Linked DNA regions of Homo sapiens: region 2 is linked to region 1. Evidence: read pairs that join two places in POLR2A ChIA-PET (ENCODE). Cell type or tissue: CD4-positive, alpha-beta T cell. All regions are shown on one strand. Each heading gives the region's core, and the rest is flanking DNA. Links, peaks and the distances in the headings are about the cores only.

Region 1 (4,393 bases), core at 325-4,324:
GAACTCTTCTCTGCCTCTTGCCTTGAGCAACTCAAACATCAGTGGTGACTCCTGAATCTAACTGCCCTTCTAAACAGCCCCAGAGGATACTGGCTTTGGCAGGAAAAGTTGCTGTGATTGGCAAAGAACCTGAGAGTCATGGGAGAAAAGACATGACTGCTCTCTAAGAGCCCTGCAAGAGCTAGAGCCCACCCTACTCTCCTAAACCCCACTCTGCAGACCTCAAAAGACCCAGGCCTGACTCTAAATTAAAAATAAAAACCAAGACATTTCCCACATGCTCAGAGCCAGATTCTCCCAGGGCATCGAAGACTTAGAACTGTTTCTCATGAAAGGAGGCAAGAACTCTCACCCTATGTCTACTTGCAAGCTCCAGAATATTCTGTGGATGTCCTGTAGTCTGGGCTGGCCCTTACAGGACCTGGCTGGAGAGGAAGGGAGAAAGGAAAGGAAAGACTCCTCCAGTCCAGATCCATTTAGACCCACTGCAGAAAGCATTAACTGGGCCAGACTTGTCTCTTGTCAATCACCCCTTCCTTCCTAGACAGACACCACAATGCCATGCATTACACTGGACAATCCAGAGGGGACATGAAAGTGGGGGAAGAAAGCAGTCAAGTAAGGAGTGTGAGGAAAACACACATTGAAGAGACAAAAGTGAAGGAAAAATAGACTTTTTGTCCCCCGACTGCTCACCCGCCCTCCATCCCCCAACACTTCACCAACATGAGGACATTAGTGAAGACACCAGGGAACAGAGAGAAGATCCAAGAGTGTGGGGCATGCTCAGCCCCAAGGGAGTGTATCTTTTTCCTCCTCCTCCAGATCATCCCATCTGAGAATCTGTCCTAAAAGACTCAATTTGCTAACTTGCCCCTGGGTGAAAAGATGTTTCAAACTGAAGAACAGCTTAAGTTGTCCTATAAACACATAACCTCATGTTCTGTGTTAAGATTAATGGTGAAGTGTCAGGGGTGGGCATAGAGGGAGGAAGTTAATGACTCCTTGGTGATTAGTGACAAGGGCAGGAGGCCAGGGCTGGAGGGAAACACACAGTTACACCACCGGAATGCTGACTTGGGTCTTCGGCTAGTCGGCCCCTTCTTGCATGTCCTGGGCACGGAGAGGGCTGAGGGGCTTGAGGGGCCGGCTCCCAACACTGTAATTTCTTGGACGCCTTATTGTATTCGAACTGGACAGAGGCGTAAAGCTGTTCCTTCTCATCCTTACAGGGGTTTGGTTCTTGGGGAAGTTGTTCTGATTGGAAATGGAGTGACACCACACAAATGAAAGCCAAGCCAAAAGCTCACTCATACAGGTTAATAATGCGCTTGTAACCACAACAGCTTCCCTCACTCCTGCTCCTCTGCACACAGGGTCCCTCACAGGGCATGGCCCATGGCCTGGCCTCCTAGCATCAGGGGGCTAAAAGGGAGAAGCTCCTTGAGCATAACATTCCAAAGCAGGAAAAAGACCCAAAGAAAGGAAGGGGCTTATTGAAGACCACACAGATTACCAGTGACAGACCTAGGAACAAACCTACACCTCTTGACCCCCACCTTATAGGCTCCTCTGGACTCTGCTTTCTAAAGGGACACTTGGGGTTGGAGGGGGGTAGTAATTTGCATTTCACTTCAGCCAAACACTTTCCATATTTAATTGGATTTCCAGGAGCCAACATTCAAGGTTAAGACTCATGAAAGGGGTACTAATTTAAAAAAAAAATAATTCCAACATCAGTTTCAGACGTAGCAAACTACATTTGGACGTAAGTTCTGAATCTGTTTCCCTTTTGTACATAAAAGAAACCCCAGTCTCTTGATGTCAAAGCTTCAGAGACTCAAGGTGGCAGGGAAACTGGTGTGTTCATCGTGGGAAAATACTTACAGTTGGCTTGTCACGGTGCGTGTTCACAGCCTCCACGTTAAGTTTAATTGTTTCCACTTTGCACCCTGAGAAAACAGAGGAAAGAGAGGACTTAAAGAAAAAGGTTCAATGGAAAATTCCTTAGTTATGGGAAAGTATACCACAAAGGAATGTACGCATTCTGCAATACACACAGTCATGCATACATCCCTTTCAAAACAGAAGGCACTGATGGAGCTTCCCTGGTATATAGGGATAATGAAGCTGAACTCTAGACAAACTTCAGAGAAAATTCTGACCTTCCTCAATTCCCAGCTCCTGCCAGCCCCTATGTGCATAGTTACCATAGGCCACAGGAGTAAGTTTGAAGATGGTATGGAGAGGGCATCTCAAGTATGGTAGCTCATCTGAAAACAGAAAGACCAGGCGAGGGAAGTCTCTTAGTATTATGGAGTAAGGTCAAGTTAGTGGAAGAAAGAATCTACAGAGCTCATAATGAGTTTCCCTTACTTTGACCACCTCTTAGAGTTGTACAACTCCTCCCTTAAACCCCAGACCACAAAGCCACCCAACCTTCTGAGTGGCTAAGGAAGGAAATAAGGCCATCTTAGATCCTTCCACGCAGGCAAAAACAGGAAGTATTGTAGCCAGAGAGCCCAATGGAAGGGGGTCACCTGGGTACAGCAAAGGCCAATAAGGTCTGACCACAACAGCTTCCAAGCAGCTCAGGATGCTGAGCTCAGCATCCACAATGCAGGCTTCCCAGGAGCTCCCGAAGATCGGGAAGCGAAGTATGGAAGAAGGCAACGGCACCTTCTTACTGCCCTTACCCAGAAACAACTGCTGCTCCTAAGATACCACCCTCCTAGTAGGCAGCGTGGCAGGCTGGGAATATTCAACCACTGTCCTGATGCTGCCAGGAGTGTCAGCATGACACTGGCCCTTGAGCCAGGCAGGATCAAGGAGCACCAGCAGCAGCCACTCTCCATTGGAAGCTTTCGTAGCAGCAGAGTGAACTCAGCAAGTCATTGACTCAGTGGCTGCTGGGAGCCCCACACTGCTGTCTGGAGAAAGTACTCTAATTTGAGTGGAGACAGGGAGGTCTGTTTCCCAGGAATCCTGGTGCCACTGCAAGTCCAGCCCTCTCCCACTGGATGTGTCTCCCAGCCCCTCCCTCAAAGGCACCTGCGCCCTTATCCAAGAAGTAGGCCAGGAGGCAGCGCATGACAGCCTGGTGGGAGATGACGAGGACATTGCCCTGACGTTCCAGCTCCATGATGACAGGCTCCAGCCGCTGCACCAGGTCCTGGTATGACTGTGGAGGGAAATGGGGCAGGCTGGCAGGAGCCCAGGTGCAAGCTGGCAGCCAAGTCAGTGGCTGGACCTTGGAGACTAAGGGCCACTTCTTCTTCCTCAGCTGGCTTTCCTCCTGGAGGCTCAGTGAGTTTACATCACCTGCTAACTGCCCCCAGCCCTGGTATCTCTTGAGAAAACTCAGATCTTTCAAAAGCAATATTTAGACCAAGAAAACTACAGGTTAAGAAGAGGAAGTGTGAGTTCAACCTGTGTGTGTGTGTTTTTTCTTCCCACAGATTAATACAGGCAGTGAGACAAGAGACTCCTAGGGGTTTCCTGTACCTCTGCCATTCAGTTTTATTTACTTTTGCCTCACACATCCCTAGAGTATGGAAGCCACTTAGACAAGGAAATAGCCTAAAACACTCAAGATGACAGGGAAATAATTCCTATCCCATATATTTACTTGGTGACTCCACTTACTTATGTGGGGGTGGGATTGAGAGAGTACAAGGAAAAAAAGAAGTAAAAATGATTGTGTTGATTCTAAAACATACTGAACAGAGGATGCCTTGTCACCCTTATCCCTGGGAATCTTAACAATTAATGAGGCATTCGATTGTCTAAGCTGAATGAAACCAAAATGACCCAAGGGAAGGAAGATAAATGATGCCTAGACCCTCCAAATCACATTCAATCCTTCCCCCAAATTAAAGTTAAACACTCAGCAAGGGTCTAGGCAGTCACTTTACATGACAGGGGCGTCTTACCTCCCCACCAGGATATCGATACAGATACTTCTCTTGATCTCGAAGTGCAAACTCTTCTGGGTACCGTTTCTCAATCTCTGCATAGGTCATCTCTTCACACACACCCTGCAAAAAGCCACTTGAAGCTGGCTTGAAGAGATAGACTGTACCACACCAGCCCCATCCCAAATAAGGAAGATGACATTGAAGAATGCTAGTTTCTTAGTACGTGCCAGGCACTGTGCTGGGTCCTTTCATGTATTGCAGCTGCCTGTGACCAGAGTGTCACAGAGTGTCTGTGACTCACCGGGTGAGGACCACTGCCGGAAAGAGGCAACTTCTCTAGCTCAAGCTACCACATTCTCCTACTACTGGGGGGAACTTACAGGTCAAGAAAGTCAAGAGGCTAAAAGGAACAGGAAGCAGAGAAGGAGGGAAACTGAAGGGACTGGAGACCTTGCATGAAAAATAAAAGGGTAGAA
Region 2 (4,393 bases), core at 156-4,155, 84 kb after region 1:
ACACTAGACATTCGCAGAAAGCCTCCAAAATGAAAGCCAGAGATCAAAATAAAGAATCCAGAAGAAGGAACTCAGAGAAAATAGAGATGATGAAGGAATTATAAGAAAACTGTATAATTTTTTAAAAATCTATAATTAATATCCTTGGAAACATATGGAGATACTGCAACTATGAATCAAGAATAGAATGTTACATGTTTTTAAAGGGAGATTTAGAAAACAAGACAAAGTTCTTGTAAAATACAATATGATAGCAGAAATTTGTAAGTATATATCATATAATATTTATAAAATAAAGTTATGGGAAAATCTTCTCTGATCCTTCTACCTCCTTCTTCCACATTTAAGGACCTTTGTGAGTACATCAGGACCACCCCAATAATAGGACAATATCCCCACCTCAAGATTCTTAATCACATCTGGGAAGTCTTTTTTGCCAGGTAAGGTGACATATCAACAGGTTCCAGGAATTGGGATGGGAACATCTTTGGGGGCGATTATTCTGCCTACTGCAGAAGTTGTTTGGGGTGGGATTGAAAATGGCTCCAGTGTGTTTCCCCTTCCTGAATCAGTCACCTCCACTTCTGGTCCACAGGAAGCTCACTTTCTCTGCCTGGATAGAATCTGAGATGCAGGCCAATCTCAGGGTAACAGCAACTCTGGTTGGCTCACTCTACTCCCAAAGCAGCTAGGTAACCTGCCTCATCTCCTCCCTAATGACCATAGTGGGGAGTCAGCTATTGTCCTAGCGGCAGGGAACACACACTCTCTAAGCAGTCAACTGAAGCTCATCTCACTAGACTTGAGGCAAGGGGCAAGCACCACCCCTCCTTCAATGGGGTAGGGAGGCCAGTCTCAGCACAGCTCTCTGCAAAGAAATCTGCCTTACCACCTCCCATCTCCACCCACCACCCTCTCTCATCCTCAGTGCAGAGAGTCACCTCACTGGCTCTCTTTGTAGAATTTTCTGCACATCTGCCTCTCATCTCACTCTGGGTCATTTATCTCTTGTGTCTTGGTGATCATATTGAAATATATAACTTAGTCTGCTGTCACAAAAACAAAAAATAGAAAACCAAGCAGATGACTCAAAACAGGCAATTCACAGAGGAAGAAATACAAATGATCAACAGTCATTTGAAATTCATTCCCCAAGTGATGAAATATATTCAGATTAAAAGAAGACACCATCTTCACTGATAAGATTGGCAAGGTCCCACAGTTTGAGAGCACCATGTGAGGGTTTGCAGAGGCCTTTTATATATACCTCTGAGAGCAGTGTAAAGTTTTTGGCTAGCAATTTTTCAATATGCATCAAAGCCATTGAAATGTGATTTTGGGAAAAACACTGGCAGGTATACAAAGAGGAATGAATAAGGATATTCACTGAATCATTATTTATATTAGCAAGTGATTGGTTATTAACCACTAAGGAGTTTGTTAAATAACTTATAGTCTCTGTATATGATGTAATGCTTTGTAACCACTAAAAGTGATATTAAAGAAGGTTAATAACATCAGTAAATAAGCTTTGATATATTGGGAAATGAAAAAACATGGGTTGAAAAACAGTACTTACAGATTGGTCTAATTTAGTGGGAAAATATGTGTGAGACATAAACCTTGAGATATTAAAACTGTGTGTCTTGATGTGGTGGGGTTATGGGTACATTTAAATTTACTTCTTTGGTTTTTGTGTATTTTTGAATATACAACTGTGAAATGATATTATTACTTTTATAATGAAATCCATTTTAAAATGGTAGTTTGCACCTATCTCTGTACAGCTGTCTCTGGGAATTGGTTTGGATATATTGGGAGAGGTACTCACTCACTGCAAAAGGAGAACAGGCAAACTGCCCGACAAGGACAGGGTGAGGGGAAACTCCATAAGACTAGTAAGGGTGGAGCAGAGCAGCTGGATGGGACAGGTTTTGTAGCCAGTGCTCTATTAATAAATGATATGCCTGTCCTTCAGTGAGCCCCATCAGCAAACATTGGTTCTGTGCCTGCTACGGAGGAAAAGAACGATAGCCTGTTTGAGCCTCAAAGGGCTGATTAGGGAGAGAAAAATTGCATGAAATAATTGCAAAGGTATGCATTAATAAATCCAAAATAATACAGCACTGACTGTATTATATATGTAGTAGGGGTGGTGCAGAGTAAATAATCAGAGTTCTGAGACTTTGTTGAGAAAAAGGTAGGATGAAATACGTGAATAAATCGGTTAATACTATCCAAAGCTCCTCAAGGTGTGCTTCAAGCCAGTTATGCATGTTAGGTTATCATGACGTGTTTATAAAAGCAAGGGAGAGAGGAAAGAAGAAGGCAAATAGAAGGAACATTTCAGGTAAAAGGTGTGGCTAAGCCAGTGGTTTGCAAAGTGTGGTCCCTGAACTGGCAACATTGGCATCACCTGGGAACTTGTTAGAAATGCAAATTCTTGGGCTCCATCCCAGACCTACTGAATCAGAAAAACTGGTGGCAGGGCCCAGCCATTTGTATTTCAACAAATGCTCCAGGGGATTCTGATGTAGCTAAAGTTTGAGAACCACTGGGTTAAACAAAGTCTTGGAAGATGGTGTAAGCAGGTTTTGGGTAAGGGAAGTGGCCTTACTAGAAGGAAAAAGCCACATCAGGGATTGATGGGAGATTAGATGGGAAATAAGGGGGCTAAGAAGGCGCTATATTATTGGAGGTAAAATAGATTAAGCTTTTTCACAAACAACATGGCTGGTATTTACACATAACTAATATGAAGGAAATTTGCTAAAGAAAAAAAATCCACGTTCTCTCTTGATTAACACAATTAGCTTAAGATTTTCCCTGTTGCATGTATTTGCCCATACCTATACCTAACGTTCACACAGTTATAACAAAGTTCTGAGGTTCTGTTTATTTTTGCATTTTATAGTAGACTAATATTTTGATACATTAATCTAGGCTTCCATTTTTATTTTGGCTTCTGCTGTTGTGTTTCACATCTTAGCTCTGCCTAGACTGTCTCTGAAGGGTTGTCACAACAGAACCAAATATTAAAGCAATCAAATGTTGGGTTATGAATTTCACAGTTGAGATCCAGGCCAAAGACAAAGGCATCTGGAAGTAAATGAACAGTCAGAGCCAGCTTTCCTCACCCCTAAAGCCTTGATAAAGTTGCCAACTAGGGCAGAGCTGCAGAGAATCAGAAAGAAGAGCAAGAGCATATCCTGGGGTCCATTCCCCACCCGGCCTGCACCCCCGGAACCCCACGGATATGGCCTAAACTCCCACCATGAAAAGAGCCTAGGGAAATGACATGTGTCACAGAGGTCCTTCTACTTAGCACCATATGAGAGCAGCAAAGGCTACAGGTGACCCAGCTAGGACCTGAGGACCCAAGACAACCTCTCAGAACTCCCCGCAGCGCCAGGGTGATGTGATGATGCAGATGGAATGTGGCTAAGTCAGAGGCTGGCCTGAAAAACTTCTGTATTAGGGAACGGAGGACAATCCAGGTCCTGCATGGATCAACGGTCAAAGAGAAAGAAGTCAATAGACATCCCATCCTGGTGGATGCCCATCGGAGCAGGTAATGACAAACTACTAGGTACTACCCCAGGGAAAATGCAAGCAGTTGGGAATAGGGCGTGGCAACAGGACTTTGAATTGCCTGAGATTACCCTGAATCAGCATAACAGGACACACACCGGGGTGGACCACTAGTCAAAACGGGGCTTGAAAAGGAATGTAAATGTTACTATAGAAAATCAAAGAAAGTTACGTTTTTGCTGCAACTGAGTATGTACTCTAAGATTCGTACTTGCTACAATTATATAAAATGTTTTCCATGTCTGAGAACTCATTATTATTTTAGTTGACAATATCTCCATCAAGTGACAACACTGTATTTTATTTAGTCATTCTCCTATTGTTGAAAATTAAGATTGTTTCAATTGTTAAGTATAATATAAATACTACAACAAAATAATTATTCTGCAACATTTATTTGCCACCTACAATTATGCCAGACTCCAGACTAAGCATGCTGATTCAGAGGTGAAAAAAACACAATGTCCCATTGTCTGGTGGGAGAGTCAAATGTGTCTAATGATCATCACAATGTCACATGAATGTGATTATAAAAAGCATAGCTAACTTGTGCCTATTTTAAAATTATTTCCTTAGGATAAATTCCAAATAGTGAGATTCTTGGATTATATTGACAAATTGCTTTCTTTTCTATTGTATTGTATTGTATTGTATTGTATTGTATTGTATTGTATTGTATTGTATTGTATTGTATTGTATTGTGTTGTATTGTATTGTATTTGAGATGGAGTCTCACTCCCTCGCCCAGGCTGGAGTGCAGTGGCGCGATCTCGGCTCACTGCAACCTCCACTTCCAGGGTTC

Evidence for each region. Peaks named below come from ENCODE experiments on the same cell type or tissue, not always from the same donor. Only the 100,000 strongest peaks of a DNase experiment are listed, where the experiment ranks them.
Region 2: POLR2A ChIA-PET joins it to region 1 with 5 read pairs; 3 of 35 experiments call an interaction of 5 or more read pairs at or near these places.

Annotation. Positions count from the first base shown.
Region 1 is chr1:207,069,068-207,073,460 of GRCh38, reverse strand. It overlaps PFKFB2 (6-phosphofructo-2-kinase/fructose-2,6-biphosphatase 2), which reads right to left. Exons shown (of 15, transcript NM_006212.2): 11 at 3,933-4,037; 12 at 3,052-3,181; 13 at 2,211-2,273; 14 at 1,888-1,952; 15 at 1-1,257. The coding sequence ends at 1,090. Among named protein-coding and RNA genes, the nearest start is that of C4BPB, 18 kb to the left of the region's middle. In CD4-positive, alpha-beta T cell, for the core only: no CTCF peak of the experiment used is centred there; a DNase peak (open chromatin) is centred at 1,840.
Region 2 is chr1:206,984,616-206,989,008 of GRCh38, reverse strand. No RefSeq gene overlaps it. Among named protein-coding and RNA genes, the nearest start is that of FCAMR, 16 kb to the right of the region's middle. In CD4-positive, alpha-beta T cell, for the core only: no CTCF peak of the experiment used is centred there; no DNase peak of the experiment used is centred there.